Regions from separate parts of the Homo sapiens genome. Here region 2 is linked to region 1. A link is a contact called in ENCODE Hi-C data. All regions are on one chromosome and are shown on one strand. The core of a region is the stretch at or near the end of the contact, and the rest is flanking DNA. Distances in the headings are between cores, read along the strand shown.

Evidence for each region. Hi-C counts contacts between places; a loop is a spot of excess contacts on that map. Pooled maps may share reads with other maps.
Region 2: a loop to region 1 is called in a map of tibial artery, with 7 times the contacts of the local background. The contact joins the promoter of OCA2 here to the promoter of ATP10A-DT in region 1. A Hi-C loop is called at or near these places in 1 of 168 maps with a recorded cell type or tissue (tibial artery), 1 of 37 single-sample maps with no recorded cell type and 6 of 50 pooled maps.

What each region holds. Positions count from the first base shown.
Region 1 is chr15:25,864,020-25,866,633 of GRCh38, reverse strand. ATP10A-DT (ATP10A divergent transcript) reads right to left here and starts at 1,364. Exons shown (of 2, transcript NR_183988.1): 1 at 726-1,364. It also overlaps a transcript of ATP10A not described here.
Region 2 is chr15:28,097,989-28,100,602 of GRCh38, reverse strand. It overlaps OCA2 (OCA2 melanosomal transmembrane protein), which reads left to right and starts at 1,288. Exons shown (of 24, transcript NM_000275.3): 1 at 1,288-1,379. RefSeq lists an enhancer at 1,341-1,993.

The DNA of each region.
Region 1 (2,614 bases), core at 115-2,614:
ACTCCTGCTCCTGAGGGCTGGTGGGCACCTCCAGTTCTGCCTCATCTTCTGTCTTCCCAACTCACTAGATGAAACTTGGGTTTTTAGCTGTTGGGCCACCCTCACCTCCTCTCTTGCACATCCCACAACCATTCCAACAGCATGTCCCGCATGCTCTGAGGAGGCTATGTCCCACATCCACCATGGCCACCCAGCCTGAGCCACAGCACCTTTGCAGGATCACTGCAGTGGCCGCTCGCCACGACGTCTCCCTTCTTCTGCCCTGGCCCTCTACATTCTATTTACATTGCAGCAGGAGTGATCTCTGGAAACCTCGGTAAAGCCACTTGATGCCACTTCTCAAAATCCTCCCAAGCTTTCCCTCTCGCTCAAAAGCCAAAATCCTCACCGGGATCCACAAGGCCCCACATGACCTCACTCTCGGCCACGTCTCCAATCTCCCACTCAGCTCCAGCTACCCCGGCTTCCTTGCTGGGCCTGAAATCCCTGAACGCTCCCTATCCCGCCCCGTGCTTACCATTTCTTCCCTAGGTGCCTGCACAGCTTGTGTCCCTAGGCCTCCGCTCAGTGTTGCTTGAGAAGCCTCCTTGGACCGCCCAATTGACAGGAGCAAGAGCAGGATCCCACCCCTCCCAGCCCTGGTTTCAGGTGTCCCTTCATTTTCTGAGCCATCTTTGTTGGGATTCCCACGTGAGGACTTAGTGTTCCGGGGAGCAGAAACTTACTGTGTTTCCCAGGTGTCCCCATTGCCTAAAGCAGAAGCTGTGGGGTTGAAGGTTTTAGAATGAGTGTGAGGCAGAAGCCCCACCTGTTTCTTAAACACATTGAGATTTCTCCTTCTTTGGGACCTTTTGACAGAGCTGCCCCCTCTGTCTGGAAGCCTCTTCCACCTGATCTTGTCCCATTCAGGTTTCAACTCCAGTGCCTCTCTTCGAAAAGGCCATCCCTCATCCCTTCCAAAGCCCTCCGTGGGCTCTCATGGTTTTTCGTTCAGTTGCTGCAGCTCCATGACAACATCTTGTCCTCTCTAGCTCTCCGATGAATTCCTGTGCCTGGAACATTGCCGGGCATACAGCAGGGGATGAGTAAGTATTTGCCGAACAAGGACACTTACAGTGGTTCTCATGGCCTATAGCAGGCCCTTGTTAGAGCCCTGTGGTGCAGATGGCCAACCCAGAGTTGACCAGACCACATCAGAGCCTCATCCTCGCCCCAGCAGGCCAGGGTCTCAGAGTCCAGCTGGCAGAAGACACCTGAGCTCAAAACCCCTCCACGATTCCCCAGATCACACAGCTTGGAGACCTTTCCAGAGGTGAGCTGAGCTAGGCCTTCCTGGAAATCCTGACTTTGCACTGGGGAAGAGCAGGTGGAAAAAGATTCCAGACTTGAGGAGCATTGTGACTCACAGAATCTTGGAACCTTAGAGCGGAATGTGGATGGGATGAGTAAGGACTGTTCTGAGAAGGATAAGGAGACCTCTCACCTTGGGGCTGGGCCTGAACCAGGGAGGGGCTGAAGAAAATCAGCAAGCTGGTTCCCCTCAGGGCCTCAAGGGACCTCTGCCTGAGGAATCAGCATTTGGCTTTGTAAGCACCAGGAGTACTCCTGGAAGCTCCAGGGTAAGCAAATGGAATGAGGCGGTAATTACTTTGGCAACAGTGTGGACTGGCTGAAGCTGGGAGTCTGGTAGGCGCGGACACCCCTGGAGACTTTGGGCGAAGGGTCCACGGGGATGCCTGTGAAGACAGGAGGCCGAAGTGTAGGGAGGCCGAAGGCCTCGGGGGTCACCAGGTGGGCTGGTAGAGGAAAACACGGAGCCATGGGATGTGAGGCCTCAAGACTGCAGGCGCTGTGGGCCTTCATTTGCAGTTGATGCTCCGTTTGGGTTTCTGCTGGTTGACTGTGAGACCTGACTCCTTTCCCCAACAATGCAGACTTCAGCCAAACCTTTCCCTGATCTGGGCCTCTACATGTCAAAAGCCCACCCCTGTGACTGGGGGATGGGATTATTTTCTTCACACCTGTCACCACTCTACCTTCTAACACTGGGTTCTGGGCAACATTGTGGATGGTGGCAAAACTGGGCAGAGATGTAAGAATGTCATAACTGGAGCCGGGTAAGCCAGGGTGCTGGAGGGGAGGGCCTCCCCAAGCCAGGGTCCTGGCGAAGACGTGATTTGAGTCCATCCAGGGCAGTGCCTTGTTAGCAGGCACCCCCAGGAAGAGCCTGGGGCCACGGCCAACCGCCCAGCCACGGCCTCCTGGGCAAGAAATAACTGCTTCTCATCTCTGTACTTCTTGAGTGGGAGGCAAACAGTCACAGCCATGAAACATCTGTGGGGTCTCACTGCGGACGTGGGGGACTCCCAGCTCCTTTTTCCATGCCGTGCTTATTCTCCCACCCCTTCTCGGATGCCCCATGATGTGGAGGGGAGCCCTTCGCCCCACACTTCTGGGACACCCTCCTGACGCTCCCCTCTCCTCCCCACAACCATCCTCGCCTCCCCACAACCATCCTCGCCTCCCCCGCCGTCCGGGCCATGACAGCCACCTCAGAGCTACAGCGCACAAGGAGCGTTTCGGTCCTCATGATTTCCCAGGGAGGGAAACAGAC
Region 2 (2,614 bases), core at 39-2,538, 2.2 Mb before region 1:
TTACTTCCTGCCAATTCCTGTGCAGGGCCTGGCCACTGCAGCTGTGTGTGTGTCTGTAGCTGTGTTGTCTCCATGTGTTTGTGCGTGTATCTGTGTGTGTGTCTGTATCTGTGTGTGTATCTGTGTGTGTCTGTGCGTATATCTGTGTTTGTATATCTGTATATGTGTATCTGCGTGTGTGTCTGTGCATGTATCTGTGTGTGTGTCTGTATGTGTCTATGTATCTGTGTATCTCTGTGTCTGCGTATCTGTGTGTCTGTGTATCTCTGTGTGTAGATCTCTGTATCTGTGTGTATCTGTGCATGTGTGTATCTGTGTGTCTGTATCTGTGTGCCTGTGTATATCTGTGTCTGTGTATCTCTGTGTGTGTCCGTGTGTGTATCTGTGTGTGTCTCTGTATCTCTGTATCTGTATGTATCTCTGTATCTGTATCTGTGTGTCTGTACCTGTGTCTGTGTATCTGTGTCTGAGTATCTGTATATATTTGTGTGTGTCTGTGTATCTGTGTCTGTGTGTATATCTGTGTATCTGTGTGTATCTCTGTGCCTGTGTGTGTGTCTCTGTGTATCTGTGCATGTGTCTGTGTGTATCTGTGTATGTGTGTCTGTGTATCTGCATGTGTCCTTGTGTGTCATCTGTGTATCTGTGTCCTGTATCTGTGTGTCTGTGTATTGCTGTGTCTCTGTGTGTGTCTCTGTGTATGTGTATCTGTGTATCTGTGTCTGTGTATATCGTGTCTATCTCTGTATCTGTGTGTGTGTCTGTGTGTATCTGTGTGTGTCTGTGTATCTGTGTGTGTCTGTGTATCTCGTGTGTGTGTCTGTGCTGCAGGAGGGGCTGTCGGCAAGTGTAACCTTGGCGTCCTAGCTGGAGGGCCTCTCAGTGCCCGCTGGGAGAGCTCTGAAGGGAACAGAATGTTCACTGAGCATTTCCCCGTTCTTGTTCATAGGGAAAAGCCTGTCCGCAGTCCTGGGCCGCCTCTTTAGAGGTAAAGCTGGAAACTATCCCCGCGGAGAGCGCTGTCGGGGACGCCGGGGCGGCGTGGCCTTAGACGGAGCTGCTCTCAGCCCGCGCCGCCGGGGGCTGGGGAGCTGAGGGGCCGGGGGTGCGGAGCGGGCGAGCTGTGGGCGGGGCCATGTGGGCAGCTTTGTGGGCGTGGCCGGGAGGGGCGTGCTACGGGCGTGGCCGCACTGTGGGCGGGGCCGAGTGGGGAGTGCTGTGGGCGGGGCCGGGCCGGGGGCGTGCCTGGGTGGGGGACCCGCTGCGGGAGCGCCGAGCTCCCTCTGAGTTCTTACTTCGAAGGCTGTGCTCCGCTCACCATCCAGAGCGGAGGTGCGGACCTTAAACTCACTCCTGGAGAAAGATCTGCAAGTGCGCAGGTAAAGTGCACGTGCTCCGCGGTCGGGAGGAAGGAGGCGAGGAGCCAGACTAGCCTGGGAACAGGCAGGGAGGGTTTACACAGCCCCGGCTGAGTCGCGGCTTAGGAAGCAAGGCAAGTTCCCCTAAAGGTTAGTGTGCACAGACGGGTGCGACGGAGCCGACCTAGCGCGGCTGAGTCCGCCTGGGCCTGCAGCAGCTGCCCCCTGAGCACCCCCTCCGGCTCTCTGCCAGGCGACCCAGGAAAAAGTCGCCCCCTGGTGGGCCATGAGGTCATGGGTGGGGGGAGTTTGGAAAGGTTCAGACAGCAAATGTTCCACTTGAACTCCAGGGCAGCATCTGGCACTGCGGGGCCTCCTAGCCATGAGCCGTGGTCAGGCGTTTCCTTAGAATGGAATGCACTGGAGTGAAAACACTAAATCCCTCAAAGCTGCTTCTCTTTACTGTGGTCACACACAGTGAAATCAATGGGCATTAGTGCAGCTAGCTCTTTTCAAGGACACAATGTTAAGCACAGGAAGCCTGGTATGTGGACGCTCTGGGTTTGCAGAACCAGGCAGGGGCCAGGGGCTCAGGACAAGTGCCCGGTGCTCCCTTCCCATTGGGCGAATCAGAGCCTGGGGCCCGGCGGTGAAGCTCCCCAGGTGACTCTAATGTGCAGTGCACTTTGAGGAGCACTACTTAGACCAATGTGACAGTCTACAATGTGTAGATTTAGGGTGAGTGATTCTGAGGAAAAGAAACCCGAGGCTGTTAGCAGTTGTGGGCAGCTGCTGTCTACCTAAACCAGCTGCGGTTTGCTTGCTTGGTGAGCCTGAGCTTCGCGGGGCGGGCATGGCATCTGCCATCCAGGACCCTGGGACGGGGCCTGCCAGGGCAAGGAGCTGAGCATTGAACGCATCTGGGGATAACTATCTCTCATAGAAGAACTAATGAGGATTGAACCTGAACACAGAGATGAAAGAGCTGAGTAGACTGCAAAGAATTGCACAAAAACTGCTTGTTCTGCAAATTTAGTTTACAACAATTTGAGTGCAGTTCACATTGGTGTAATGTGATTTAGGATCATAAGTCCCTAAAGTTTCATTACACTGATGAAAAGCAAATGCCTATACTGTTCTTGTTTTATGAGAAGAACGCAACCTCCAGCCCCTGGAGCAGCTGAGATCTGAGGATATCAGGAATACCAGGAATGGGGAGGTCCTGGCTGTCCCTGGAAACCCAGCGGCATGACACC